Regions from separate parts of the Mus musculus genome. Here region 1 is linked to region 2. The links are chromatin loops, found by intact Hi-C in ENCODE. Cell type or tissue: heart. All regions are shown on one strand. Each heading gives the region's core, and the rest is flanking DNA. Links, peaks and the distances in the headings are about the cores only. Region 1 has its middle 30 kb from the start of Gm15270. Region 2 overlaps Gm15270 (predicted gene 15270).

Region 1 (16,308 bases), core at 7,721-10,220, 240 kb before region 2:
TGGTCTACAAAGTGAGCTCCAGGACAGCCAGGGCTATACAGAGAAACCCTGTCTCGAACCCCCCCCCCCCAACAACAACAACAAAAAAACCCAAACAAGCTTTTGTGCTAAACGACTTCCCTGATAAGTCTGTAACTGGAACACTCTCATTCTAACCATGGCGAGGAACTTTAGCCTCTAAACAAGATGTCATAGTGTTTGCTTAAAATCACATTTATCACGTTAAAGTTCACTCATCAAAGTTTCCGTCTAAACCAGAATAATGCCTTCTAAGTAAATTTATTTTCGATTTTATTTTAGTGTGTGTGCACATGTGTGCATGTGTGATGTATGTAAGATGCTCCAGTCCCCAGTCCTTTAAGAAAGATTCTCTCACTTTATTAAGAGCTAGGTTGACAGCCAGTGATCCCCAGTAACCTGCTTTCCCTGTCTGCCAGTGGGGGATTAAAAGGACGCGCCTGGATTTTTACATAGGCTTTAGTGATTTGAACTAAGGCCTTCAGTGTTCACAGCAAGTGCATCTACCTACTGAGACATCTCCTCAGATCCCCAGAAGAGATCTTGAAGTGAATGTGCTCTTGGTGCACCGGGAGCAGAAAAATCACTCTAAAGAAAGAGCAGAATGGATCGAGAAAGACTTTACTTCTCGACGGAGGAGTGAACATGTGGTCTATGATATTCATGGGAAACAGAAACGTCAACAAACACAGGAAAATCTTTTCACTCATTTATGAAGTCACATTTAAAATACAAAACTATTTTTCTGTGCTTGGCACTCGAGAATAGACGCAAAATGTAAAGTTTCAGTCATGGCAAGGGAGGTGGGACCCTGAACAGGCATAGCCTGGGGATTGTTACACAAACTGCTGGATGCTTTCTGAGGGTGAGCTGACAATTTGTTTCAAAACACAAATAAGAGAGAGGCTGGGAAGGAAGAAAGGAGGGGAAGGAAATAAGGGCGACAGTATCAGGAACTGGAGGAGATTTGAGAGAGGTACAGAGGGTCAGGAAATCAAACAAAAATCTACAGCAGGGGGGATGAGGAACTGGGGATAGCCACTGGAGGGTCCCAGACACCAGGGAAACATGAAGCCACCAGGACCCAATGGGGATAACTTTAGCCAAAATGTGCAGAGAAGGGGGAGATAGAACCTGTGGAGACCACCTCCAGTAGATAGGCATGGCCACTGGTTGAGGGATGGGGCCACTCACCCATCTCAAAGTTTTTAACCCAGAAATGCTCCTATCCGAAGAAAGAAAGAACAGGGACAAAAAAATAGAACGGAGACTTGTGTAGCCTTAGTGAGATCAGATAACCAATTTCTATCACATACCTGTCAGAAGAGGGGATGGATGAGTGACAATCCACAGCCTGTTTCTTTCTCTTTTTCTTTTTTTTTTTTTTTTTTTTTTTGGTTTTTCGAGACAGGGTTTCTCTGTATAGTCTTGGCTGTCCTGGAACTCACTTTGTAGACCAGGCTGGCCTCGAACTCAGAAATCCGCCTGTCTCTGCCTCCCAAGTGCTGGGATTAAAGGCGTGCGCCACCACGCCCGGCTTCTTTCTCTTTTTCTTTTTCTCTCTTTCCCTTCTCCCTCTTGCTCTGGCCCCCATTCCCTCCCACCCCCCTCACTCGCTCTGCCCCTCCCCCTCGCTCCGCCCTTCCCCACTCCCTCCCCAGACCCAAAGGTTTCTATTTGTTTCTCATTACAGGGGGTTGTGAGCCACCATGTGGTTGCTAGAATTTGAACTCATGACCTCCAGAAGAGCAGTCAGTGCTCTTAACCATCTCACCAGCCCTCTTTTTACTTTTTTTTTAAAAAAGAGATTTATTTATTATTATATGTCAGTATACTGTAGCTGTCTTCAGACACACCAGAAGAGGGAGTCAGATCTCATTATGGGTGGTTGTGAGCCACCATGTGGTTGCTGGGATTTGTACTCAGGACCTTTGGAAGAGTAGTTAGTGCTCTTAACAGCTGAGCCATCTCTCCAGCCCCCTTTAATTTTTATCTTTTGAAATTAAAATATAATTACATAATTTTCTCCCTTTTCATCGCTCCCTCCTACCATCCCCATGTAGGACACCCACCACCCCTCATGCTCTCTGAATACTTTTCTTCTTCTATAAGAAGATTGGCAAGATAAGTTGGAGCCTCGTCTGTATTTCGGAAGCTTTTGATGTGGTTTCTCCAGAGGGGTGGTGGTGGTTTACGTCATTCTTGTGCCCACCTTTTCCTTGTAAGACAATCTGCCCCTTTGGAAGTATTCTGCCCTCTAACCCTTGAGTTGTGTGAAGGAGACTAACTATAGTCTCCTATAGTCAGAGTCAGTTGCCACAGTTTTACGACATCGTGACCTTAAAACCCAGCACGCAGCGTTGGCAGGTGCTGCCCATCACCGCCAGAGTCCGTCATGCAGATCTTTCAAGTAGATTCGGTGTAATTCCTAGGCTAGTTGGCATTTGGAGAAGCACACAGATATAACAACGAGCAGGTCTGGCTCTGCTTCTGTACATGTATTTGTTCCTTAAAGAGACCCAAGCCATTTCGGTATGTGTGCTGATTCCATATTCCTCTATAGACAGCAGCAGGACTCATCGCAGCCACTGATACGTGAACAGAAGGTGGCGCGTGGACACACACAGTGAGATGCCCTTCTCCTACATGTTCCTGCTTGGATAGACTTGGAAGGTGTGGGTCCGAATACTCAGATGAGAGAATCTAAATAAGTCACATTTGCAGACACAGACAGTAGCATGGAGTTTGCCTGGAGTTAGGGAAAGGGGGCGGGGCATAAACAGTCATTCAGTGCTTTATAGGATGAAAGCATTGTTCTGTTTTTGAGACAGGGTTCTCTATGTAGGCCTAGATGTCCTGGAACTCACGCTGTAGACAAGACTGGCCTCGAACTCACAGAGATCCTTGCCTCGTGAGTGCTCTGATCAGAGGTATGAGCCACCATGCCCAGCCTAGGATGAAATTTTTTTTGATATCTTGTCCTAAACAATGATAATATATTTAATGCTACTGAAATGTAATTTGCTTCAAATTAGTTAAAATTAGAATTTTATGTTTTGATTTATAAACCATCACTTAAAAAAAATCACAGTGAATGTGGAAGGTTGCGTTGCTATGACGGATGTTAAGTCCTGGGTACAGATGGAAAACACGCTTGATTGTTACTAATATGAAACAAACAAACAAACAAATCACAAGAAATGTAAAAAACCGCCCCCATGTAAGAGCATCAGGGCAGAATGAATGTGAGCTGCAGAAAAAACTAAACAGCGGTCGCTCTGCGCTGAGGAATTGTTCGCCCCCTGCTGGCCAGTCTTGGAATTGTTCTGCTTAAAGAAAAAGGATCGTAGGAGCAAGACCGCTTTCAGTAAGTTGTCCTGTTACTAAACGATAAGAATTTTCATTCACCAAAATGTTCTGCGTATAAGCATCAAACTCCTACACCCATCCCTGAAATCACTCATCCATTCCTTTGTTTACTAAAATGAACGCACCAGCCTTCACTAACTCTCACCACGTACATAGAGACACACAATGCAACCTTTTGAAAGCGTTCCCCACTTGGCACACCTTCCTGTGCCCAGTCCCTTTATGTTACTTTATATCAGCAAATAAGGTCCTTGACGTGATGTACAACTCGGGTTACTCATTCCCCTCGGATGGGCATTTTGTGGAAGATTTCTAGTTTTTAATCTGTTTCATATAGAACAACTATGGGGTTCCCAGGTTTTGTGTGAACAAAATGTTTTTATTTCTGTGTGTTTAGTGACCATGAAGAGAGTTGCTTTGTTACGCAGTAAGTGCGTATCTGGGTCTTTATTCCCCACAGCAGCTGTAATACTTTATATGGTCACTTGTTCTAAATCCACGTATTTTTCACATTTGCTTTTATAGATATCTTATAGCAGTCAAAATTTGTACAGTTTCCTACGGGTGTTGAATATATTTCAATGGGACTATTTACCATTTGTAAATTCTTCTTTTAAAAATATCTTATTATATCTTTTGCATACTTCCTGGAAATTACTTAATTTTTTTGTTACATGCTGATTTTTTTTTTCAAATTCTAGATCCGGCGCTGCAGTAGTTGCAGATATATTCTCACACCATGTGCCTTCTTTTTCAGACTCTTATAATAGGATCTTTTCCATCACAAATACTTTAAACTTTAGTTAATTTTAACTTGGTTTTATTTTAATTTTTTTCTCCTACGAATTATAATGTTGAGTCAATGAGATAATTTTTCATCAAGTCTAGATCCTGAAGATTTTTATCTATAATATCTTCTAAAACTTTTACAGTTTGGGGTCAGATTTTGAACCATCTGTAAGGTTTAGATTGAGGTTCATACTCCTCCCTTAATAACTCGACCACTGCATGGCGAAATGGCGTTCTCTTTGTACTGACTTGCTTGTAGGCCCTTGTCAGGAAGAGCTGGGTGTATTTCTGTGGACTCACATTGGAGTATCTATTCTGACTCCTCAGTCTGTTTATCTGTCTGTCCTGCTGTGGATATCCTCCATTCATGTTGAGTGTTAAAATCAAGGAGGGTGAATCCTCCCAAGCTTGCCGATTCATTTTTATATCTGTTTTGGATGCTTTTGTTTTATCGATCTGCACAGACTCCAAGACACTGATGGCTTTCTCAAAGCACACATCCTGCTGAGCCTTGATAGTGAAGGGGACAGATGGGGACACTTTAAGCTCTAAATGAGCACACTTGTACTTCATACTGTTGAAAAGGATAGAGGCTCTTGTCTCTCTTGAGTCATGAGAGGCCATTTGTACTTCTCACTGTATGCAGGAATCTGGACGCACACACTGTGTGCTGCCCAGAAAGCGCACATTGTTAACTGACGGGAGTTAATCTTTAACCTAAAGGTAACTCAGATAATGGTTGGGAAGAATGGTGACTCAAAGGCTGGCCTGGGTGTATAAAACTCCCTACACAGGGAAGGGTGATAACAAGGAGGGCGGGCAAGAGGAAATAAGGACAAACCCACCAGCATGACGAATCCAAAGACAAGAGGAGCAACGTGACCAGAGAGGCAGGACTGAATGGTCGGTGTTCTGGTTTCTTATAAAACTTGTTACTGGAGAAAGTCATGCTTCTCCACCAGGTTGCCAGCCCTCTGAGGGAAGCACTGATCCTGTCTGCTCGTTGGCACCCATACCGAGGGGCAGCAGGGGTTTCTATTCTGGTTATAGCTGGAACAAGGCAAAGTGTCTATGTCCCGATAACTCTCTGCCACTTCAAACATGGTGCGATATGCCCGAGCCAGTAGAATAAGGAAAACGGAAATAAAATAATACAGGCTCAGAAAGGAGAAATGAGACTAAGTTTATAGGTGTCACAATTGTTTACATACCCAAACCCCAGTGAGCCCACCAACAAACAAAATAAGTCGCTGGAGAAGTGGTTCTCAACCGGTGGGCTACAACCCTTGGCACGGTCACATATCAAATATTTACATTAAGATTCATAACAGTAGCAAATTGTTATGGATTGTGAAGGTTGGAGGTCGCCACCGCATGAGGGACTGTGTTAACTGATTGCAGCCCGAGGAAAGTTGAGATCACTGCTCTAGCGCCACAGAAAGAATTACACCAGTGCAGTGACATGGGTGTCAGTTAGGGGAGAGGTAAAATTTTTACTCTGTCGATCAGTCTGTGATTACAACTGATCCAGTCTTTCTTTTACGAGTGTCTGGAGTTTTCAGCACATTTATCTTTAATATATACCCAAGTTCTCATTTTTTTTTTAGCAGTTGTACGAAGCATTATGTTTTTTATTTTTATTTTTTATTTTTGACTGAGTGACTACAAAGACTTTATTAAATTATTGCAGCAGGAGGCAGTGCTAATGCAGAAGAGGGACATGGTGGTGAGAATGCTTAAGCAGCCTCAACAAAGCCACAGAGACCTCAACCTGTCCAAGCTGGTGCTATAGAGTCAGAGGATGGGCACCACGGGAAGAGATTTCAAGTTAGCCCTGACAACAGCACCTCAGCTCTGCGGGGACATCGGCCAGGGTCCTTTCTGAGGGCGCTCGAGCCTCCAACTGGAGGAGAGTTTGGGCCAGTTGCTCTGAGCCTCCAAGGAATTCCCCCCCCCCCCCCCATGAAATCATCTCACAACCAAGGCAAAGCTACATGCCACGTCTGACACTACCAATTGCAAGCTGGGTCCCTGGGCTATAGGAATGGGGGCAGCCCCCGCTGGGCTAGGCAGACTGGGAAGCGGGAAGCGGGGCGGCTCCTTTGCTCCAGCGCTTAAGAGTCCTTATGGGCCGCTGCTTTATAGTCTTACCAGCCTCAGCCCAGTTCAAATAGTCACTAAACTTTGTATTCTACGCTTACAGAATTCCACAAACACACCCACCTGCACTGGGTCCTTTATTACTTAAAAGGGCTTAAAGAAACATGTTTTAAAAGAAAATTTCCTTTGTACACATATACCTATGTAGAGCCTAGACGGCCTCTCAGCTGACTGGGTCCCCAGCCCCCCAAGCTGAGAAGGCTCTGCGAGGCTCTGCAAGGCTCTGCAAGGCTGCTACAACGTGCAGAGTTTGGCTGCATGGATTTTAATGAGAGCGTCAGGCGGAGCTGTGCTGTTGCTCACCGGGACTTGCAGATCATTACCAAACCAGCTATAGGATGAGAACACAGCACATGGAAACCCTAGGAGGTCACTGAGCTAATGATCTAACCCTACCTTCCGCAGACAGGGCCCCTCCCTCCCCAGCTCCTCGCGACCCCAGTCTTTCCTGGTGGACTCTGTCCATTCCAGAAGCCAGGCCAATACCGCCGCTGCAAGGTCGGAACAGAGCCACAGTGAGCAGAGAAGCGTTATGTTTTAAATATTGGTTTCAAAGTGTTCATTACTGACATATAGAGTTAAAATGTATTTATTTATTTATTGGTTTTTCGAGACAGGGTTTCTCTGTATAAGCCCTGGCTGTCCTGGAACTCACTTTGTAGACCAGGCTGGCCTCGAACTCAGAAATCCGCCTGCCTGTGCCTCCCAAGTGCTGGGATTAAAGGCATGCGCCACCACGCCCAGCTTAAAATTATTTTTTTTTTATAAAACTGTCTTATATCCCACAACCTTGGTAAACTCATATTGGCTCGTCTTAGGATGATTTTTAAGTTCCCCTGATGTTCTCTCATAGACGCCCATGCCATTTGCAAGAGAGAGAATGTCCCTTCTCATTTTCGGCTCTCTGTGGCCTCATTTCTTGGCTTGACTGCACTGATCGTAACACATGATGCTATGCAGCAGTGATTGTGTGCCTCCCAGAAAGGACACATGACATCTTATCGGACACCGCGGACTTCGTAGGTGGGAAGGATGGCAGTATTCGTGGATAGTAAGAGCAAGGTTAACATTTTAATGTACACCTCATCAGAGCATACAAGAAACACGACTGAGTCTTCCACTCCTAACACTGAGGAGCACTGGAGCACACAGATCTCAGTGGCTGGACTGACAATACAGTTCTATGGTAGAGCCTTCTCCTTGATACACGGGCCTAGGATCACCCCCCCCCACACACACACACACAAACACACACATACACACACAAATACACACATACAAACACACACACAAACACACACATACAAACACACACACAAATACATACATACAAACACACACACAAACACACACAAACGCACACAAATACACACATACAAACACACACACAAACACACACATACAAACACACACACAAACACACACATACAAACACACACACAAACACACACATACACACACAAATACACACATACACACACACAAACACACACATACAAACACACACAAACACACACATACACACACATACAAACACACACACAAACACCCCCCACACACAAACACATACACACAAACACACACATACAAACACACACACAAACACACACACACAAACACACACACACAAACACATACACATACAAACACACACACAAACACACCCCCCCCACACAAACACATACACACACAAACACACACATACACACATAAATACACACATTCAAACACACACACATACACACACATACAAACACACACAAGCACACACACACTCCCCAAATGCATTTCATATCACCTAGAAAAATAATACTAAGAAAAATTTGTACTCTGGGAAACATTTTAATAAAACTACATTGTTTGTAATTACATTTTACATTGTAATTATATGAAAATCAGTGATAATATTAATAATTGCTTTTGCGATGATTGCTGTGTGTTCTTTGGGGTTTGATTTTGTTTTTCCCTCCATACTCTAAAGTTCTCATCCTGAGGAAGATAAATGGTAGTAAATTCTAGGTGGCCCTTACAGTTATATTTGATGCAGAAGTGAAAAACCTGTAATCATTTTGCCAAAAATTCCTCTCTCGCGTGATTGCTAAAATACAGTGGATATTATGGGACCTTTGTAATATTTGTAGTATTTGTGAAGTACCAGCCTTCAATATGGTTGGCTTAGGCAATCTTAGGGCCATTTGAAGCTTGTATGTTCGTGAACCAGACACACAGGCGCCACATAAGTTGCTTGGGAAACAAGAATTGCTTATCCAAAGACCTAGAGCCTCATTTCTGAGCATCTACTGAGGGACTCTCAGCGAGGACGACTCACACAGGGAGGCCGGCTTTCTTTGTATCTCGAGCGTCAATGACGTCTGGGCTTGTCGATGGACTCAACACGCACGTGAAAGTGTTTAGTAGGACCGTCAGTGGATTCGGCAACCACCAGGAATATTTGCTAATACGTCAGACTTTGTGTTCGTAGTGACACAGAAGAGGACAAAGGCCTGGAAGCCATAGATGCTTAGGATTCTGTTGTTCTTGCAGATACTTTGTCCTTCTGCGCTACGACTTTCGCCCAGCAGGTGGCGGTATGTGACTGTGAGAACTGCAGCAACAGGCACAGAAGTGAAGAACTTCCGGGAAAAGGGAGGGGGGGGGGCGGTTTAAGAGTCGGGTTTCCTGAAGCTAGCTCCAGGATCATGCTGAATATTCTGCGCATCTGATTAGAGATTTGGATTTGGATATCAAGCTACCTGCTCGTTTATTACTTGAGCATAAACAGATTTATACTAGAGATGAATCTGAGCTTGCTGTCTGGAGTCACTTCCTAATGCCACCTCTCTCAGCACAGTCACATTTGGGCACGTTGAATACAATCTCTGTTTTGGATTATCATCTTATTGGAAGAACGAGTCTACAGTTGTTGCTATTTACCTCTGCTTAGGTGTTTAGATTCCTCACACTCCTTAATTTCACCTCAGATTAACGCATTCAACCCAAAGCGTGTTGCATTAGTCAGTCTATCCAGGTAAACGGGGACAACTGATAAAAAGCATCCGGTGGGTGCTGCAAGCTTTGATCGCCTTCAGGTAGCCAGTCGGAAACTGGCTACTGTGGAAACCCTGCCACTAGATAACATTTTACTGCTGCAGACGATATTTCCCCCTTCTTTAACAGTCTATGAAATGCTCTGCTGAGCCACGCTCCCTTAGCAATGTCCCTTCCCTGGGGGAAGCTTTCTACAAATGTACAAGCCTCCCATTAACTCGTTCCACAAAGTCCAGTCCAAACCTTTAGTGACACTGAATATAATCTCACAATCACTTCTTCTTCCCTTCCCTCTGGCTCTCCCAATCTTTTTCTTATGTCACAAGGTCAAATACTCTCAGTTCATGTGTGTCTTTCTTATAGGCTGAGTGACTATACACAGAGCTATGTGTTCTTGGAGGGCCTTGAGCCCCATGGCTGGCAACAGTGCAGCGACCTTAGTGGCCATGGTAGGTCTTGGCACCTATGAAATGCTCACTAAATGTCTGTGGCTTTGGTTCACTGCTGCAGGATAATTTCACAGTTGTGATATATTCTACCATTTGATTCCAGCCAACTTATTGCTCTTAATTTTCATTTTCAATCATCTTGTTGGTGCATGTCTCCTCTGTCCCCACCCCTCTGCAGTCGTCCATTTTCTTCAAAATCTGGCTGCAGTGCCATTTTCTCTATGGAACTACTGTCTCTGTAGCCTTTGAGCACTGCCGTCTGAGCAATCTGATCTTGCCACACAGTATGAGCCTTTAACTTTGTCCGTCTGCATCTTGAGTTCCAATAAAAGGGGGAAACTAAAGTAATGCACGGTGGTGGGAAAGACCGCAGAGAGGAATGCTGCCCTTCACGAGGGATAGTCTGAGTCTTTCGAAAGTTCCTTCCTTGTTCGACCAGACAGGACCATGATTGATGGATAAAGATTCAGATGTGGGACATGCTGAAGCAGGGCAGGCAAGTCTGTGGAGACCCAGTTCCGTCTATTTGAAGTGGTTGTCTCTTTGCCAGCACTCCCAAGAGAATAGTGGGCTGTTTGATCTCTGGTCCCCATCAAAGGTGCCCTTGACAGACTGCAGCCCAGGTCTGTAAGCTTCCTCATAAACCCATGTTTGGAAAGATATCTCTTGGGTGGGGGGGTTGCGGAGAGGGGGTTATTTTGGTTTGAAACTGGAAGAAAGGAGGCTTGAAACTTAGTTGGAAGTGAGAAATATCAAGGTGGGGCAGGCAATGAATCTGGAGGGGACAATATCCTGTGAGTAAAAACAGTGGGTCTTGAGGCGGTTTCTGAGATGCTTGGCTGTTAACTCTCTCATCAGCCGCCCTCCTTGTCCTACTGGCTTGGCCCTGCAAGGCTGGGGTGCGGTCATTGATGCGTCTCTCCAGCTCCCGTTCCTAACTGGAACTGTTCGTTCTGCTAACGATCCCAAAACAACTTTTGTTTTGGGAAAGATGACCAAGCAGTCGCTTGTTAAGAATCCACTGAACCCCTCTTTCAGACCAGGAACAGTGGAAGATTCACAGCAGAGTAGGGTAGATAGAGACACAAATATACACACCATGTCTTGCTGTTGTTGCTGTGGTTATATACATACTGTGTCTTCCTGTTGTTATTTTGGGCTATGTGGATAATTTTCATTTGCCGGGGAAGTCAGACAGATTTAAGGCAAATGGGCATATTCTTTTCTAGCAGGAAAGGGACACTGTAGAGCCTTGGCAAGCTTCACCACTGAACCATTATGAGCCCCTGAGTCTCCATATGCTTCAGAAAACTCCCAACAGAACGCTCAGGGGAGCCATAACAAATTGCTTGGCATTTCTGTAGAAGACTGACAATATTCCTCACCTACTCTCATCTCTAATTGATGTCCTGTTTTTCCTTTTGTTAATCTTGCCAGGTACAGTATTGCTGTCTGTCCTTCTTAGATGGTGTGATCGAGAATTACTTAATATGTGTTTTGGAAAAGATCTATTATTTTTATTTTACAAGTATGAATGTCCCGCTTAGATGCATGTTCATGTAGTACCCAAAGAGCCCAGAAGAGGGCGGTGGAATCCACGGAACTGGAGGGCCAGATGGTTGTGCGCCACCATGTGGATACAGGGAAAATCTCACTGGGTTCCTCGGAATAAACAGCATAATGCTTTTAACTGCTAAGCCATTTCTTCAATGTTTTGTAGTCTCAAGTTGTGAACGTATCTTGGGCCTTGTCCACAGAAATTCTCTGCAGCCTGGCTTGCAAATACACTTTTCCAAAAATCTTTCCACATTGCTTTAAGCCAAGTGGCCTGGAGATTATAGAGTTTTTAAGTCCTAAAATCGTTTTATATTAATCCTTCGGCTTGTATTTCTCAGACTACATAGGTAGGACTATGTCAAACCTCAAACTGCTTTTGTGGGAAGAACCATGATTACAGCCCCCCTCCCCCATCCAGACTAAATAATTTTTCTTCTTGGACTCGTGGAGTAGATATTGTAGCTCATTCTTTCCATGAAGATGTGGTAACGTTGGAGTCCTGGTTTACGGGAAGACTGGCCGTGGTACGGAGGACGGAGTTTCAACTTTACCTCTTACACTTACAATTTCCTATGCTCTGCTCACAAGAGTGCTACGACCCAGGACCCTGGTTGCTGACAGCAGAAGTCTCCCTTCCAGGGATGCCTGTGGTCCACACAGCTGAAGGTGTTCATTTTTTCATGATTTCAAGGTGCTGCAGAAATTCCCATTATTACTGAAGGCTCAGCAATAGATTTTTAAAGAATATTTATTCTTGTGGCAGAAGCAAATAATCTATTTTAGGCATGGCCCATATCACAAGTTTTTACTGTTCAAGTATGGTCACTTGCCTTGATTTAGTTACTTTAGTCAGTTTGTATATGCTAAGCTATTTCGGCACCTCCTTTGGGTGGCCTTGCCCTCGCCTGCAAATCATTCGAGAACGTGGTCAAATTGTTCCTTACAGAGGGGGTCAACCCCTTTTTCCCAAGAGCCAGCGGAAAGAACCTGAAAGTCCTTCAGGGCTGCTATGCCAGTTTCTGCCACTTGGTGGCACTGTCGAACACGGGTCCTCCTGGCTTCGGGGTACAGAATTTGGTATTTCTCTTTCCTCCTTGGAGGTAGCCTCATTTGGACAGCAAGGTTACACTTCTTAGTTCAATCAGATTTCTGGCCATTGTATTCCGTGTCTACATCACCTTTTGGCTCCAGCCAACCAAGAGTTTAGAGTTCAAATATTTTGGTGAATATGAACCTTCCTCCATCAATAATATCTAATTAAAAACAGTAATGGATACAATGCCTCACCATTTTGCAATGGTTCCATACACAGGCAGCAATGGAGCCCAGCAGGAAAACGACTTATCCCGAAGAATTCTACAAGTTGATAAAAGATAATTGACTGGTGGCAGTACCACCGTGACTTTGGACCCCAGGTCGTGGCACACAGTTAGATGTATCTCTGGATACAGTACCCATGGATGTTACATTTTTTTTTCCAGGTCTACAGAATTTTCTGAGATTTGAGAGAGCTAGTTAATTCTTTAAGAAATGAAAATAGTAAGTAGAATCAAATTAGATTTCTTTTTACATGGAGGACAAAACAGTATGTCAATTATTCAATTAGTTTGAGTCCTGAGAATTATGTCTAGAGTGCGTGTGAGACTTTCCAAGTAGGTATGCTCTCATTGCTGAGTTCTTCATACAACTTCTCTGAAGACAGCTCTGCCGAGGCAAGTTTAAAATGATAACACAGATGTTCCAGAAACATCTTCAGATGACGGAGTGTTGTTTTATTTCTGATTCTTTTCCTCCTCCTCTCTGAGCAGTGGCGCTGATGGTGATGTTTGTCTTTACACAGCTTTTACCATGCAAAGCATATTGGTGCCCTTGACTCTACTCTACAGTTCTGGAAATGTGTGAAATGAGTTAACCCTCCTGCCAGTCCATGCAGGCGCACATTTAATATTATCCCTGAGCTATGAGGAGTCCAGATTTGCTATGTTGGAGCTGAACTTCAAAAGCTAACATTTATGGGGAAGTTTCCTATAAGAAAGTCTATTTTGGGAATTTATTAATCCCTGCTCTCTAAGTGCAGTGAGTCCCATCAGTGTGTTTGGCCTCCGTTGCTTGGAAGCAATCTATGGCCAGTTTAAGACTTGTCAATTATACAGTCACCTCCAAAAAATAGTATTTATTGGTTGACCCTAAGCCCATGTAACAGACTAACTCACAGATAGCATTGACATTCAACCATCCACTAATACCTCATCTAGAAGGAGCACATTCCGTTCAGAACAGAGAGCTCCTAGGCGCCTCTTCATCTGGTCTCTACGCGAGAGCCTTCGTGCATGCCCAAGTCAGGATCTGAGCATAAGAGCTAATGAAAATGACCCAAAACATATGATTTGCTAGGGAATCGGGTTTGTCTAGCAAATAAGGGCTCCCATTTTTCAGTACGTATGAGGACATGGCTAGATAGCTTCCGATGCAGCAAGGTGTTCTAGAGGTGGTGAGAAGTGAAAAGTGGTTATCAAATACTTTACACATCACAAAAAAATAGTTTGTGCTAAACATGGATGTGATTACACACACCGACTTGAAATAGAGCGCCACTGCCCAACGGAAGTGTGAGGTGTGCAATTCAAAACTTTCAGGAGTGTCATTTAAAAAGAGAGAAATAGGTAAAATTAATAACAACGATTTATGATATATTAATTTATATAGAAACTTACATAAATTTATTTGTTTATGATGTATGTATATTAATTTATATAGAAACTTACATAAATTTATTTGTTTATGATGTATGTATATTAATTTATATAGAAACTTACATAAATTTATTTGTTTTTCATATAGATTATCACTAATAATATATTTTAATATGTTAATGCTATATACCACATGCTAGTGATAGGTTTTATTTAACACAATATTATTATTTTGGCATATAAACAGCATGCACTTCTTGATATTTTTATATGTTTCAAAATAATTAATACTGGAAATTTGGTTAGATGTGTGAGGGAGGAAGCCTTGGGGCCACTCAGTGAATAGAGATTTGAGCTAAGATCTGAGCCGAGAGCCAGAGCCCTCTGGAGAATCAGAGAGAGTGAGCTGTGATGGCAACAGCTGGCTCCCACTCTTCCCAGGGGTCCCCCTCCACACCCATCTCATAACTCAGACCCCCGAGTCCCCTCCCCCCTCAGTTAACACTTGGGTTTTGTCTTAGTTCAGGTTTCTATTGCTGTAACAAAACACCATGACTAAGAAGCAAGTTGGGGAGGAAAGGGTTTATTCGGCTTATACTTCCACATTGTAGTCTGTTACTGAAGGAAGAATTCATTTTTCAACTTTCTCATTTTCTTATATTATTTGACCCCCCCCCCACAGGTTTACATAGGGGTGTGTGTGTGCGCATGTGCGCGTGTGTGTGTGTTTGGGGGGGGGTGCATGCCCACATACAGACCCCTGTGTGGGCCTCTGAAGAGTTCATAGGCTCTAGCACCTGTGTACTCCCCAGAAGACATTGAAGCTCAAAGGATGTTTGATCCAGGAACTATTCTAAGTGAGGCAAATGTATGCCAGACATGCACCTTGCAAAGAAACAGAAATTACATGTCTAGCACCATCCAAAGGTCGTCAGCTCCTGCTTCCACGTTCCTGCCCTGAATGGATGCCTGTCCTGACTTCCTCCAATGATGTACTGAGATCTGGAAGTGTAAGCCAAATAAATTCTTCCCTCCCCAACTTAATTTTTGGTCATGGTGTTTCATCACAGCAGTAGTAACCCTAACGAGGACAATATCCTTACAAACAAACAAACAAACAAACAAACAAACAAACAAAAAAACCCAAACCCAGCCAAAGGCAGAATTTGATGCGGGAAGTTGGTCTGTTTTAATGTTTTAAATGATGTAGAGGGGAACCTCCGTTATAAGAATATGCAAGGCTGCCTTAGGTCCCAATCCTGAAGACATTCCCACCCATCTTAAAATTGGCTCTTCCTTCCGGTGGGTAGGGGATTCTACCTGGTAGACAGGGAAGTACTCTGGAGAGAGTCAGTGGGCTATTGCTGGGCACGGTAATTTGGCTGGCAGTGAGAATGTTGTCCCATCAACCCTTTCCTTTATTTGAATATGCAAATATTACTGGAATGGTTACAGGAGATGGCAAATCTGTCTGGTCCCCAGGAGACTGATGATGTTTTAAAGATACAGATACTCATGCAGTGGGAGAATGAGCCTGAAGAGAGCGATGGGATCGAATTCAGAATGAAGGATTTAATTCAGAAATTAAAATGTGCAAGAAGCTTCGGAACGCCGTACCTGCTGTGGTTTAAGTGGCAAATAAGTTCGAATTCCTGCATCCCTAGCTGGTGGTGCTGCTTCGAAAAGTTACAAAGCATCTGCGAGGTTACAAAACGTTCAGCTTTGCCGAAGGAAATACCTCACGGGGGCGGGCTTTGAGGTTTCATATCCTGGACTTCATTTCCTGTTCTCGCTCCACTTCCTGACTACTACTGTAATGTGTCAACCAGTTATGCTCCCGCCACCGTGCCTTCCCTCCTGGAGTTATCACCTAAGGAACTGTAAACCGAAACCCTTTACGATGCTTTTGTCTGTATTATTTAGTCACAGTAAGAGAAGCGAAACTAAGACAACCGTATAAATATTTCATCAGCTGGTGGAAAGATATACTGAAGGTGGTTTCACTAATTGGTAGATTAAATTACTGTTCCCAAGTCTTCATTCCCTGCCTGACGAGAGCATCAAGCATCACCCACACATTGTCATGGGACTTGCAGAGATCTGTTTCTGCAAACTACACTCTATACCTGCTTGGCCATGTGACTTGCTTCGGCCAATGGGAACCCAACGATGCCCCGCCCAAGTATTAGCGAGATTGACAATGGTGTTCTTGCTCTCACATCGGT
Region 2 (16,308 bases), core at 7,239-9,738:
GTGTAAAATAGTATATGTATGTTCACATTTGTGTTGTATGTATGCATGTGCACATGTGACATGTTTCATATTACATATGGAAACCATAAATTAACTTCTTATACATTTATTGCCATTTCCATTAACTTTTGAGATAAGCTATCTCACTGAAGCAGGCATCACAGATGGGTACACGGATATGCATTCTGGGGAGCTGTCTGTCTCTGATGACGTTTCTCCTGCTAGAGTAACAGCCATGGTCCACTGCATCTGGCTTTTTCCATGGGTGCTTGGGTTCTGGATACGGGCCCTCATTCTTAATGGCAGGGGCTGTAACAGCTGAGCTATCTCCTTAGTTCTGAGACTGAGTTTATCTCGAAAGCCCTGGGTTAAGAAACAAGGATCTTCATGCTTCAAAGACTCCTAAGAGTTACTTTCCTACAACTGTAACTTTTCCAATTCACAGGGCAAATTCAGAATGTACAGGCAAATTCTCCAAACGTTTCTTGAGGCATCACGTTACACACTGACTCTTCCTTGTGGAGATGTGGCTGTATGTAACACACGCATGCTTCCGTGCCTCTTGAAGGTCGCCGTTCACTTTTCAATGAGCTTGTACACGGTTTTATTGCAGATGTTTTCAAACATACAGTAATGTTAAGCAAACAGTTTAAGAGAATGAATAAGCACATTAGCACAGCCACCACGGTGTGGACAGTTCTGTGTTTTGTGTGCTGGCATTCACTCTTCACACCATAGGGCTGTCCACATTTCTCTGCTTCACACATCACACACACACACACACACACACACACACACACACACACACATGCATTTTACACAGAAGGTCACTGTTAGGACACTATGTCTTTTAGTTGTCTTTTTATTAAAGTGTCTCTCTGTTACTACTTTTATGTGTCTAAGAAACAAAATTCTTTACCCAATAAAATTTCTAATTGTGTGGGTTTCACTGGTGCATACTTATAACATCAGCTTATATGGGCTTTATTCTCTTAATTTCTTGTAAATTGTTACTAGACTCTAGAGTCTTAATCACATTCAAGTTTGCATTCCTTCTATTCTTTCTGTCAATTGATGTGTATAATATACATATATAATAATATATAATGTATATAATATACAATACACAAATGTGTGAAATATTTATAAGTGAACATTTTCAGACAATTTCTAAAGATCAACTACCTTTAAAACTAAAAACAAGGTTAAATTTTTAAATTATGCTATACCATCATGATATGTAGGCTACCCATTATCCTGTTTATTAACCTTCCTGGCCCAATGTTTCTGAAATATTTTGTAGTTAAAAACCTTAACCCTCAAAGCCCAGATTATGAGATCAGGGTCTCAGCATGAGATGTTTATATTTCCAAACCATTTATCATCCCAAACGCCATCCTCCTGTTGTTCAAAGTCACTTAAAAGGGGACCCCGAGTCACTCACAACCACTTCCATCCCTACAAAGCTAGAAATACCTCAGATAAAGCCCAATTAAGCAATTTAGTAATTTTAAACTTTATGATATACACTTTTCCATGCTGAAAAGTATTGGCGTTCCAGGTGTTATTAGTTTAGAGAATTCTATTTTATTTTATTTTATTTTATTTTATTTTATTTTATTTTATTATTTTTTCAGACAGGGTCTTAACAGGCCCTGGCTAGTCTTAAATTCTCTGTAGTGGAATATGACCTAACATTTCTCACCTTCCCAATTCCACCTTCCTAACATTGGAAAGACAGCCTGCAGCATTACATCTGATGCATACTATACTGGAGATGAAGTCCAAAGCTTGCACGGTAGGCAAGCACTCTATCAATGAACTACATGACCAGCCTTCATTGCATTACAGTGGTAGAAGTGAACAAATATGTACAGGCTTAAACCAACGTCTCACTGACCAATCTAACCTCCCTTCCTTTCTGTATTTTGCTGTCTTGACCTCAAAAGGACCTTACAAGGAAGAAAATTCAGTTGGTATGCAGTGTGTTAAGGGCAACATTACTTCATTGCTTCATAGGCTAGAGATTTGCTATCAGGGCATCCAAGCTGGTCAGCCCAGGGGACAGCAGCTGGGAAGGAATGCTGTAGTCATCTGCTGCGGAGGGAGTAGGTGGCAGGCTTGTTTACTCTGAATACTCTCACTGGGGGACAGCAGAACTAACTCTCTTAGACCTTTCCCACAACAGTCCCTAAGGCAATGATGCTAGGCTTTGGAAAGGAAACAGGCTCTTCAATTTCTTAACCATGCCCAGAAAAGAAGAAAACAAAATGCTCAAATGAGACGATGAAGAGGCCTTTAAAAGTCTTCTCCAGAATTAGCTTTTGGAAGGAAAAGCAGCCCATGGGCAGGCAATGTGGCTCAATGGGTAAAGCTACTTACCACTGAGATAACTGTTCATGAGATAGGCAAAGGGGTCTCAGCAAGCAGCTTCTGACCCCACTCAGGCACTCTGGCATGTGGCCCACCCTTGCCACAAAGAATAAATATGGAAAATGGCCAGTTTTAAAAAAAGCAATACAAACATTTTTGACAATCATAAGACTCTCTTTCTGTCTCTCTGTCTCTGTGTGTCTGTCTGTGTGTCTGTCTGTGTGTCTGTCTGTGTGTCTGTCTGTGTGTCTGTCTGTCTGTCTGTCTGTGTGTCTGTCTGACTGTCTCTGTCTCTCTCTGTCTCTGTCTCTCTCTGTCTCTGTGTGTCTGTCTGTGTGTCTGTCTGTGTGTGTGTCTCTCTCTCTGTCTGTCTCTCTGTCTGTCTGTCTCTGTCTGCCTCTGTCTCTGTCTCTCTTTCTCTCTCTCTCTCTCTCTCTCTCTCTCACACACACACACACACACACACACACAGACACACACACACACACACACACACACACACACACACACACACACACACACATTCACAGTGTCTTGGTTCCAAACAAGAACATACATTTTCTTAGATTGGAATCCCATGAAATTTCTTATACCGACTTTCAGTTTTGCCTTGTCTTGATGTTCACATTGTCCAGAGGCTCTGATAACCCATGATTATTGAATGCTTATTGCTGAAAAACTGGTGTTACAACAGTCTGTGCCCTGCTCTGTGTTACTCCATATTGTATAATGCATGTTTTCTATTTTTTTCTGGCTGTGCCTTGCCCTTAGAGACTTCATTTTACAAGCAACATTTTTGACCGTGTATCTTACTAGGCACATAAACACCATCTCTCCAACATTAGCTATAAGGCACAGGCTGAACAATGACTTCTTCCTAAAAGTAAAAAAGAGGCCACTCCATAAATTTATCAAAGTAAATTGGGACTATATGAACACAAAGGCCTATTAAAATCATACCAAAAAAAAAAAAAAAAAAAAACTAGGCTCCCCACAACTTACAGAACACATTAGACCTAGGAAAGGTTGAAGCATCCTTACAGGGCAGGTCAACACAGAACAATAATCTCCTTGGATCTGTCAGATGACCACCTACCGTGTAGGCTTCAGCTCAGCTGGATGCCCAGGATTGACACGCCCTACTGGAATTGCTATCTGTCCATTTGTCCATCCATCCATAGAGATCTGGTCTTGCATCCACAGACCCATACCTCACTTCTGCACCTTGACACCACTTTTCAGCCATGTGATCAACCCTGTGGCCCTGCAGCCTGACTGAGAGGAGACTCCAGCAAACGCCCCAGCTACACTTATTTTCTTTTTCCCTTCCTCCTGTCCCACATAGACTCCCTTGCTTCTCAGTCAGGTCTGTTTGGAGCTCCTTGAACTCTACTGCACACTCCTTAATCTTTTGTCACCATTCTGTAACCTTCTGCATTAGTCAGGTGTGATCGCTTGGATTAGGATGTCCCCACAGGCTCATATATTTAAATAGTTGGTCCTTTGTTGGGACTATTTAGGAAGCATTCAAAGGTGTGGCTTTATGGGAAGAGGATATGAGGTTTCAAAATCCCATCCATCCCTAGTTAGTTCTTTCTTTTCACTGTCATGCCCGTATGCCTGCTGCCATGCAAGACTCCAATAAACTATTTCTTCCATAAGTTGCCTTGTCATGGTACTTTATAAGAGCAGTACAAAGGTAGCTGAGAAATCAAAATTCTCCAGAGGAATGGGATGGGCAAAGGGAATGTAAAAGATACTTTGAGAGGAACGTATTAGAATGACTTACATGGGCTGGAGAGATGGCTCAGCGGTTAAGAGCCTGATTGCTCTTCCAGAGGTCCTGAGTTCAAATCCTTGCAACCACATGGTGGCTCACAACCATCTGTAATGGGATCTGATGCCCTCTTCTGGTGTGCCTGAAGATCACTACAATGTACTCATATATAAAATAAAATAAAATAAAATAAAATAAAATAAAATAAAATAAAATAAAATAAAGTGATTTGCATGGTACGGGCTGAGTAGTCCGACAGTGACTGTGTGCATACTTGAAGGCTCAGAATACAGTTTAGTCCACAAGACTGGATGATCCACTCATCGATTCCAATATGGTTATGGTGTTGAAGTCATAAAGAATTCCTGGAGTTTTCAGTTCATGTTGAAAGACTGAATAAACAGGGTTCTGTTATTAGAGAAAGATGGTAGTGGCAGCAGTAATGGCAGCGGTGGGGCGGAGGCGGTGGCAGCAGCAGTGGCAGCCGCGGTGGAATAGATGCACTCATCAGCAGATCAAAACCATATAGACAAAACTAGCCCTGCCTTCCCATTACATCTCTTTACATATGGCTGCCACAAAAAATGCTTCCTCCTCTAGGGAAAGTTCTTCCCCTCATCTAAGAAATACAGGGTTTCTCAGAGATAGGTTTCTTAGTCAAATCTAAAGCTAATCAATGGGCAACCAAGATTAGCCATCATACAGACACAGAGGGACTGTGCTGTGTGTAATATGTGATCTGAGAGGAAGTATTAGTGTTTAAGAACAGAACCTAAGGGCCCATGTTTGCCTTGGCCTGCTATCACGTGACTTAGAGTCACTTGGAAATTACTGCCAACCCAACTTTGTGGGTTTACTGTTGCTAAATAAATACTGATGACATGAAAAGATCATAGATATTTGTGTCATTTCTGTCATATCATGCTTGTGGCACTGACAGGTCTACGGACAGCAAGGCCTTTACTCAAAGCTATTTTGTTAGAACACTGCTTGAGACATATATATATATATATATATATATATATATATATATATATATATGGTTTTTTCAAGACAGAGTTTCTCTGTGTAGCCCTGGCTGTCCTCACTCTGTAGACCAGGCTGGCCTCGAACTCAGAAACCCACCTGCCTCTGCCTCCTGAGTGCTGGGATTAAAGGTATGTGCCACCACCGCCCGGCTCAGTGCTTGAGACTTAGTGCTCTTGTCCATTGCTGTACCATACCTGTCCCAGATGTTCTCTGAGAATACGCAACAGTTCACAGGACAGGACAGGGCAGGACAGGGCAGGACAACGCAGGCTCCAGAGCTGTTAGTGAACCCTACTCTCTCCTTGACAGCCACACTGTGGGTCCATGGGTTCCAAGCCCTCAGCCTCCAGATGTCCAGAAAACCAGTCTATTATCTCTGTGCTCTTTGTGGGCCATCATGTCTGCACCTCCTGATGATGCACTTTAATCTTTGTCATAGGAAACTCCTAAATATTTGTAAATAGAGTGAAAATTAATGATCCCATGTATCAATAAAGAAATCATCTTCAGCAACTATTTAATACATGGCCAGTTTTGCTTCATTTGCAAGCAACTACTTGGCTGAAGTTTAATAATCATCATTTGTTGAGTTATTTTTAATAGCATTGATATTCATTTCCAGCTTTTCTGAGTTTCTCATATGTAAGTATTTTAACTTAAATATACATGCTCCCTTTTACTGTAATCTGAAATAATTGATAATGGTTGTCTCGTCAGGCTTTTCAAAATTTGGTTTGGTTTGATTCGATTACTTGCCACATGGTTGCATCCCACAAGCAAGGTTTAAGGTCTGTGACCATTTACTGAAAAGTCTGCAGAAAAGCATTTGCAGAGATATCCTGGATGAGGCAGGGGCCTGCACTGAATGGAAGGCAGCGCCGGCTGGTCTACAGAACACCCACCCGCTTCTGATCTTGCCAACCACTCAAATGTCTTAGTCCCTGACCCAAGCCCCCACATACTGGGGCCTCCAGGATGCAGACACCCTGACTGGCCAAGAAGTGGTGTAGCAAGAGTCAGCCTCTTAGTTACTCTGGCTACTGTGTCCTGTCAATTACCCTAAGGGTTTCCATGGCTCCTGTCTCCTCCCCACCCACCTCATCTCTGCCTCCTGCTCTCATTGTTTACCAAGTGCTTCTCTGTTTCTATTTGTTTTCCAACTTTCAAGTTTTTCCCACAGTTTTAGTTAGTGAAAGCTCCCTTCTCTGTTGTTCTAATATGGTTTGGGGTTTAAACTTTTTCTTTCAAACACATATGGCAATAATTAAGAATGTGGACTCTGGTTCCGAGCTGTCTGGGTTGAGTCCTGACTATATTTCCTAACTGTGTACCCCTTGGTTACTGTATTAACTGCTCTGTGCTTCAGTTTCCTTGATCCCATGATGAATATCAGTGGTTCACAGGGTCGTCATGAAGACTGAACATTCTATCCTCTGAATGCTCAGAGCTGCTTCTGCTCACCGTCTCAAACAAGAACCATATTGAATGTTGCAAGTCAAAGACCAGGCCAGAATTCAAAGCATTCTTTCAAATGAAAGCTCTTGCTTTCGTATCATCGTAAAGATACTCACAGAATCTAACCGCGGTTAAGTTGGGGATCATCCATAGTACACTTCTTTGTCTGTTCAAATTGTTATAATAACAAATAAATACTACAAACCCAACAACTTATAAACAACATAAATTTGTTTCCCAGAACCAGGAGCTCATCTTTCAAGTCATTCCAGATCCGAACAAATTGGCAAGTGAGATCAGTCATCACAACATTCAAGCATGAAGAAGGAATATAACAACATTTGAAGCAAATAATGTGGAGAAAAACACAAAAATATGTGTTCAACATAAAGAAAATAACTTAAACTGGAAAACTCAGCTGCACGTCCATAGCATGGATGATGATGGTAAGATTTGCTCTCCTATAATTTCAGAGTCACTGGGATATTGAATCAGGAATGAATCTATTCCGAGACAGTATTTCATGCCTTTTTACATTGTGTGCTGAAAAATTCTTTCTTCCTAAGTGATGAAAACACAGGCCTGGGAGATGGCTCCACACTTAAGAGCAATGGCTGCTCTTGCAGAGGAGCCTGGACTCAGTTCCCAGCACCCACAATCATGCTTAGCTCTAGTCCCAGGGGATCTAACATCGTCCCCTAAATTCCTTAGGTGCCAGGCATCAACATGCTGGGCAGATATACACTCAGGCAAACCCCCATACATTTACAATAAAATGTAAAAAGAAATGTAAAAGGAAGAAGAAAGATTCTTTTAAACAAAGAGGAAAAGAGTTGGTATCCAGTTTAAATGGGATGAAAGGAGGGCATTTTCTACAAATCGCTACGAATCAGGGTAAAGGTTATGGTTATCTCCACAGAGCTGCCCAAAGTCTTCATCCTATTGGATCAATTCTGGTTTCATGATGAAATATTACTTCAAGTGTGGAACATGAATTTCTTAAGTTTTGTAAATACTTGATTTATCTTCTTGCCAAAGAAAGGACTTTCGTGAGATTCAGTGTCCCATGTTCTCTTAGGAATGTAATATGGCTGCAGGGATGGCTTGAAAGGCAAAGCAATTGCAAGCATTAGAACCTGAGTTTAATTCCTAAAACATACATAGAAGGCCATGCATGGTGGCACGCAGGGCTGGAGAAGAAGAGATGGGCTTGCAATACGTGGGACTTGGGAGCCACTGGGTCTAACCAGTAGATGCAGATCAGTGAGACATCTTGTCTCAAAAACCAAGCTGCATGCTATCTGAGGAAAGAGGTTCTAAGTTGTTCTCTAGCCTCTCCAAACATGTATGCATACTGGTGCATAAGCAACTATAGACACATATGTACCCAGACAAGAATGAAATAAGTATGCACAAGCACACACATGCACACACACACACACACACACACACACACATACACACACACACACTCTCTCTTTCAAGAATATGTCAGAAAAACTCCTGACCATCCATAAAAATTACCTTTTATAGTATCTCAATGAAACAAACAAAATCTGCTAATTGTGAATTTACTGAAAACGATTACACATTGTGTTGTTGAAAATTCTTTGAACACATGAACACATGCACATCCCTCAAGGCTCAGCTTCTGGCCTGGAGGTCAATAAAAGCGATTATAAAAACAGTGCTGTAATTCTGAAAGCCCGGCCCTTCCTTAACTTAAATCCTGTTGCAGGGTTCTTTGCTTCTGGAGAAAAGTCTTGGCAGAAGACAGGGGCCCGGGTGGCCACCTAGTGGTCAGGGTGGAGTACTATAGCTATGACGGTGAAATAAAACTGTGTGCTTTATTTCCCTAAGTGTATTAAACATGCCATTGTCTATCAAAACTTGACAAATAGATAATCATATGTACATATATATGCATATATATTGAAATAGATTCATCAGTTTGAATGCAATTCCAAAATTCCATGAAGCTTTCTCTTCTACAGGATGGCCAGAATTGCTTAACATGCAATTTCATAGCTGTTCAGGTGTCTCTTTCATGGTTTTTGTTTGTTTGGTTAGTTTTTGTTTGTTTTGAGAAAGGGTTTCTCTATGTAGTCCTGGCTGTTCTGAAACTTGGTTTGTAGACCAGGATGACCTCAAGTTCTCAGAGATCCACCTGCATTTGCCTCCTGTGTGCTGGGATTAATGGTGTGTGCCAGCAACCCCGCCCCCAGCTTTGTTCATGGTTTATAAGGAAAGATACATTGAATATTGGCCTTGTTATGTGAGTAAGCACTTCATTTGAACAACTACAAGTAAAAGAACATTGAGCATTAAAGGCTCATGATAGAGGGGGCCTAGCAAAGGAGACCATACCTGTTTGAATTAAAATACCACTCACCAATTGGGTTAACTAATTAATTAGTAAATTATCAACTGGATTAATTAATTACTAGTTAAATTATCAACTGGATTAATTCACTTACTAAGTGAATTAATTAATAATTATCTGTGAGATTAATTTTAATTGATATTTTTATGATATTGTTGTGGGGTATTCGCCAGGGAAAAGTGCTTGGACATAGGTTTAAGCCAATAGACAGTCTTTATTAGTCAGTAGGCAACCACACTGGATGCTCAGGATCCCAGTGTAGCCATGAGCCTTTTTCAGGGTGAGCTTTTAAGCATAGAAAACATGTTCTGGCAGACATACTTCAGTTAACAAGAACAGTTAGCTAGAGCAGAACTGCAGAAACCAGAAATCAAGATTAGTACCTTTTGAGCCTTTCCCAGAACTATGGACTTGGATGAATTGGGCCTTTGTTTTAGTTTTGGCAGGTGGTACTGCTTACGTGCAGAGTTTTACAGCCTGAATGGTACTTTGTCACAGTGTCAGTACGGTCTCAGGGCCTACTGAGATCTGGCTTTATTAATATATCTGGTATTTTCTTTGTAAAATGGGCTAGTTTTGATAAGGACTTCTTTCTTCCTTTCTCCACCCCCTCTTTTCTTGTTTGTTATGTTTGCTATAAGACTACAAATCACATTCTTGTCAGTGTTGTCAGCATCACCTCTCCATTTGGAAGATGTCCGAATCTGCAAGTTTTATGGGTTGCTTGCATTTCTTTTCATCTTCAAAGCTGCCTAGATGATCCCCTCCCCACTTGTGTCTTAGGAAGATGAGTCTGCACATTGACTGTAAAAGTACAAAGCCCCTCCCCTGCTTTCTGCATTCATCTCCTGAACTTTCACATTCTCCAAACTATTTGTGTGTGAGCATCTGCGATCCTGTGATATGTCTATGCTCTGATAGGGCAGCCTAGGCATAAAACACAGCCTGCTGTCAACTCCCACTAAACAGTTCTCATTCTGATGTAGGGCAGAAGAAAAATTTCAGTGACTAAACAAAACATTAAAATTTACCAAAAAAGGACAGCTTCAACCCTAAAATTTGTGAATGAAGTAGATGTCACTGCAGATTGGAAGGGATGGAAGAAAGAATGAGAAATGTAGGTTAGAGCCACTCAGACTAGCTGAACACCAGCAGCTGGGTTCTTCTGCCAGAAGAACAGGCAGAAGAAACCACACAGACCTTTCCTGCACATGATCTCTAAACTCACCCCAAAGGCCTCTGGCATCCCATTTTTGGTTGAGAAAAGGACATTTTTGTTCAGTTCAGATGCTCAGTTTCACAGGAAACTCAGAACTCGGGGGAGCAAATCTGCCATTCGGACCTCAGGATTTTACAACTTCATGATCAAGCTTTCAAAGATTCATTAAGCAGAAGAAAAATTGTTTCTAATATAAACCATGTGTATGTGTGTATGTGTGTGTCTCTCTGTGTATGTCTATGTGTATGTTTGTATGTCTATGTATGTCTATATATATGTATGTGTGTGTATGTATGTCTATATACGTGTCTGTGTGTCTATATTTGTGTGTGTTTATGTGTATGTCTGTGTATGTATCTCTATGTATATGTGTGTTTACATGTTTATGCTTAATGTATAAGCAACTCACAGTAGAAGTCTACTCAGACTAGAGAGACAGGCAAAAAATTGTTTGTTGTCTATGAGGCTGTTTATGGCACAATAACAATTTTATTTGTAGCCTATAAATTGCTTGGCTTGAAGGCCTAAAATCTGTGGCAAAGGGCCATTTTATACCCAGACAAAAGATTCAGAATATTAAAAATGAAAGCAATACTGAGCCTTCACTTTCATTGGCAGTAAAAGTAGGTAATCTCACATAAATTATTCCAGATTAAGTGTGATTTAATTTTTTCTTTAGTTGTAATGTTCGGGGTATCTCTCCCCCACACCAGCTTGACCCTCCTCAGATTGTTGGCCAAATTTCTCTTGGCCCTGATTGCCAGGGCAAATAAACAGGAGATTACTCAGCAGAATGAATGGCTAAGATTGGAGGCTTGCCAGAAGCTCAGAACAAGACTTTACAAAAGTAACATCGCGTGCAGTGATAACCAACACTAGTTGATATTAACTCCTTACGTTGGCGAGGGTGTCACATGGAGACCACATGGGGCTTTGTGTGCCATAGCATCAAGTATTTACCCTATAAGCTAAAGCTGGCATGAAATACTGAGTGTGAAAAACCAGAGGTGCCCTGAGCCACTAGGACAACGGCCAGACAACATCCAATGATGACCATTGACTTCGAGGGCCAGAGGGCATCTGATCGTGGCCGTTGACTTCCACAGTTTCTCCCTTTGGCTGGAAAATTCTTAAGCTGTGCGGGGTTCTTAAGAGAAAAGTGGCTGGGTGTATCCAGAAAATTCTCAACAGCCATTGCCGAAGGACGGGCAGAGCTCATTCCAGATAGGAAGAAAATGAGGGAAATATGGGCATTTCATTACCGACCCCTCCCCCAAACCCTAATATTGAAGGTGTGATTTTTCCTTTACCTTTTTTCTGGTAGAATAGCTTGAATATAAATGGCTCATCAAGTACATTGCCCCTGTTTTTTGTTTTGTTTTGTTTTGTTTTGTCTTGTCTTGTTTTGTTTTGTTTTTTACAATATCCTATGCCTCTTCCTCTGATCTGGAATTTCCTTAAGGCTCACTTGGAACCAAAAGAGAGCTGAAGGTGTGACACTGAGATAAATATACTGAGGGGCCAGGGGTTTCTGCTGCCTCTCATGAAGTACCATTTGGAAAGTGTGGGCTACTATGAAGGGAAGACTGTTCCAGAACATCTCTGTCTCAGTGTATGGGTTTTGACCCCTGGGTACTATGAGAATAAAGAAAGAGGCAGATGGATCCAGAACCATGCAGACTTTGATTGATGGGTATGATAGTTTGAATGAGAATAGTCTCCCAGTCTCATAGGTTGACTACTTGGTCCTCAGTTGATGGAACCATTTGGGGAGGATTAGAATGTATGGTTTTGTTGTAGCATGCATATCATTTTGGGGAAAGACTATGGTGTTTCAAAAGCTCAAGCCACTTCTCAGTTATCACTCTCTGCCTCATTACAGTGCCTGTGGATCATATATAAGCTCTTAGTTTCTGTATAACACCATGCCCGCCTGCCTGTCTGCCTGCCTGCTTGCCTGCTGCAGTGATGGTCATGAGTCTCAAACTAAATGCTTTCTTTCATAAGCTGCCTTGGTCATGGTGTTCTTTTTCATAGCAATAGAAAAGTAACTAAGACAGAACTTGGTACCAGGAAGTGGGAAACTTGTGACAAACTTGAACATGCTGTTTTGTTTTGTTTTGTTTTGTTTTGTTTTGTTTTGTTTTGTTTTTTAGAAAGTAAAAGACTTTAGGACTTTAGACTGAGAAAGTTTAAACACTCTACATAGGCCTTAACAAAACAGGAGTCTGATATAGCTGTCTCCTGCAAGACTCTGCCAGTGCCTAGCAAATACAAAAGTGGATGCTCATAGTCATTCATTGGACAGAGCTTAAGGTCCCCAATGAAGGAGCTAGAGAAAGGACCCAAGGAGCTGAAGGGGTTTGCAGCCCCATAGGAGGAACATCAATATGAACTTACCAGTGTACCCAGAGCTCCTTGGGACTAAACCACCAATCAAAGAAAACATATGGTAGGACTTGTGGTTCTAGCTGCGCATATATAGCAGAGAATGGCCTACTCGGTTATCAATGGGAAGAGAGGCCCTAGGTCCTGTGAGGGTTCTAGGCTCCACTATAGGGGAATGCCAGGGCCAGGAATGGGAGTGGGTGGGCTGGGAAGGAGGGGTGGGAGAGGGATAGGGGATTTTCGGAGGGTAAACTAGGAAAGGGGATAACATTTAAAATGTAAATAAAGAAAATATCTAATAATAAAAAAAGAAACCATCCAAGTAGGTCCTTGGAAAACAGTAGTGCTGAGATCAATGTGTTCTATGGAGGTCGCAGCTCAAGAGATTTCAGACTGGACCAATATTAGCAACTTGGCTAGAGACTACATTTGTGATAATTTGGCAAAGAATGTGACTGGATCTTGCTCTAAGAATCTTTCTGAAGAAAAACTGAAAGGTTTTGGACTAATTTCATTGGCTAATCCTGACAGTGTTGTGTTATTATTCATAGTCACTCTCATTCAGGTCTGCAGTGAAAAGGAGCAAGTAGGACAAAAAGAAACACAAAATGTACAGTTTGAGGAGAAAAAGAGCACCAGGAAATTTAACACTGGGGCTAAAGCTTGTGCTGAAAGAGATAGGAAAGGTCTAGTGTGAAATGGAACCCAGGAAGTAGTGTCCCCCATGCAAGGCCACACCCAGCCAGGGTTCCAACTTATAAAAGGCAAAAGTCCTAAGGCCTTCTCTGTTCACAAAAGTAAAAATTTATGCAAATATAGTTCAAAGAGGGCGTCCTTGCTCCATCTCAAGTGAGTGGCCTAACTTAGCAGAATCAACACATGGGTTTGGCTCTAGAGTTCTGAGGAATACAAGAGTAAAGGGGTTATGGGATCTTTGTCTGGGGTTGAGAGTCACTAAGGTCAGCAGTGTTTCCAGGGAGTCCCTGCATCCCAGTGCACCAAGCTGGGAACATGAAGCTTGGATTGTGTCGGAGACCTGAAGATGTTGGAGGAGCCCTGGGATGTATGGCAGGGAGGTCTGCAGACAGGGATGGAAGGATGGAGCCCTTGACCTGAGACAGAGTTGGAGTCAGAGGATTTAGAATTTACGCTGTAGAGTTTTTCAGTTTTGGCTGCCTTCCTTGCTTTTGGGATGGTCACATGTATTCAGTGCTATTTGGAAGCATGTAATTTGCCCTTCTATTTTATAGGACATTACAATTATGACATTGCCTTGAATCTCAGAAAAGATTTTGAAATTTTATACTGGGTTCAGACTGTGAATATCTATGAGGACCACTGAAGTTGAATAATAGAAAATATATTTTCTATTATGTTATGGTCAAAAGCCTGTGGGGGGGCAGGGAATGGAATGTGGTGGTTTAAATCAGGATGGCCCCTCTTTGGCTCATAGCTTTAAATACTTGGTCCCCAGTTAGTGGAACTATTTGAGAAGGACTAGAAGACCTTGTTGAGAGAGTTGTATCACTTGGTGTGGGTTTTGAGGTTTCAAAAGTTCTGTCCATTTTCCAAGTAGCTCTGTCTACCTCATTACTGTGCTTGTGGATCAGATGTGAGCTCTCAGCTACTGTAAGCACGATGCCTGCCTGCTGCTGTGTTCCCTGGCATGATGGTCACAGACTCCAATCTTATGGAAGTGTGAGCCCAACATTAAATATTTTCTTTTATAAGTTTCCTTGGTCATGGTGTTTTGTCACAGCCATGGAGAAGTAACTAAGGCAGTGTGTGTGTGGGGGGGGGGGGGGGGACGGGACAACGACGACGACTTAATGACAGAAGCAGGGTCCCAGACATAGAAAGACCTCTAGAGCTCCATGATTTGACTCAGAAGGAATATATAGTGGTCAGGACGAAAGTGGCTTCATCTGATTCAAGTTGGTTCTATTTTATCTCATGTTAATATCAAGGCTCTCAGAAACCTTCATCAGGGTCTGGTTGTGAAGTTCTGCATCTCATTCTAACTGTTTTATTAGTTTACACAATGTAAGGTGTCTGTGCATGGAAATCTAATCCAGGATAGCTAGAGGCAGTCACAGCAATTACAACTCATGAGAGTTTCCTGTCAAGTGGAATCTACAGTGTGGAATACCATCAATTGTGTACAAGTCAAATGAAGCAGAGCTCTCCCAGCCAATCCCTGCCCTAGTTCCTAACTCATATCTGACTTTAAGATGCAGTACAATGGGTGCTTTAGGCCACTATGCTAAAGAATCATCTGTCATGGAGCAATGGCTCAATAGAGCCCTAACTTTCCATCTCCTCACTTTGAAATTTTTGATGTACTACCATTTTTATGTTTTTTCTTTCCTGATGCCACAACCTGGGTTAGCTATTCCCTGTATAAAGTGGCCTAGAGGCTTCGAGGCTCATTTATTATATTAGGATTTTATATGTGCTTATTCTTGTCTGTGACAGTCTTAATGATGGCAAAGACTATATCTGAATTGTTTCTCACTATGCTTTCTGAACTAGTAGCATCTTGTAGATTGTGTGTAATCAATAAACCACTGAATTTCTATACCTGTTTCTATGTGACCAAACTTTAATCTCTGATTGCACTACCCAGAAACCCCTTGCCTGTTAAATGGTCATCTTATAATAAAGTCAGCTAGATACGATGCATTTCAGTAAAGTGTAAGGGCAGCAGGTGTTGCCTAATCCATTTAGCCACCTAAGGTACAATGTATTTGGAGGATTAAGAAATAATTATGTGTCAAGAAGTATAGCCTAGTGATAGTATCCTAAGCATAGACGGTAGGGAGAAGAAAAAGGAAAGAAGGAAGAGGAGAGAAGAAGGAGAGGAGAGGGGAGAAAAGAGGAGAAGGAAAAGAAAATAAAAGAAAAAGGAGTAGAAAACCACTATGGAAATAAGAACTTACCTTTAAATATTCAATTGGCTCCATTTTTGTTTTTGTTTTAACTTTCATTAATCAAAGTTGAGTGATCTCAGATTAGTGCTGACCTTACAACTTCTATGGTTAAGAAGAATATTAAGACTATGAAGATCCACATATAGAAAGTCTGCTTTATAAATGGAGAAAAATGCTTTCCCGCGGACTATAAATAAGACATCTGTGAATTGGCAAATGTTCCCACAAACAAGTTCATTTCATAACAGTAAAACTGTCAAGAACACGTTTATACTGAAAATATACAACTAGGAAAGTTTTACAGGAGGCAGATGTCATGGAAGGCAACAAGTTGGGCCAAGTGACCCAAAAGATGGAATTTTTATAAAACAAATAGAGGATCCAAACACACACACACACACACACACACACACACACGCACACGCACACGCACACGCACATGGGGGTATGAACGCACATGCACATTGTGTTTGTGGGGGTATGAACACACAAGCACACACAAACCTTATGTTTCTTTGTAAATTCCCACAAAGGAATACATTCTAGAGGTTTCTAACCTACACTGGGGAGTCACCTAGGAAAAGGCTGAGAGTTTTCTCAGGCCCAGGCTTCAGCTGTCACAGGTAGGAACTTCAGTTCAGCTCCCTACTCTTGCCTGTTATTTACAACTTCTAATTGTCTGCTCTTCTGATGGCCAAGCATGAGTGGGGAGCCCCTTGGGTTCCCCCTCACATAGCAGCAGTCCCACAGAGTG

What was found. Peaks named below come from ENCODE experiments on the same cell type or tissue, not always from the same donor. Only the 100,000 strongest peaks of a DNase experiment are listed, where the experiment ranks them.
Region 1: it touches region 2 in a loop (7-fold over the local background); 21 of 42 quality-filtered maps call a loop at or near these places.

The regions. Positions count from the first base shown.
Region 1 is chr10:24,617,880-24,634,187 of GRCm38, reverse strand. No RefSeq gene overlaps it. Among named protein-coding and RNA genes, the nearest start is that of Gm15270, 30 kb to the right of the region's middle. In heart, for the core only: a CTCF peak has its summit at 8,899 (motif pointing right); a DNase peak (open chromatin) is centred at 8,907; H3K4me3 peaks cover 294 bases; H3K27ac peaks cover 292 bases.
Region 2 is chr10:24,374,229-24,390,536 of GRCm38, reverse strand. It overlaps Gm15270 (predicted gene 15270), which reads left to right. Exons shown (of 5, transcript NR_163910.1): 4 at 6,876-7,080. Among named protein-coding and RNA genes, the nearest start is that of Gm40615, 78 kb to the left of the region's middle. In heart, for the core only: a CTCF peak has its summit at 8,445 (motif pointing left); no DNase peak of the experiment used is centred there.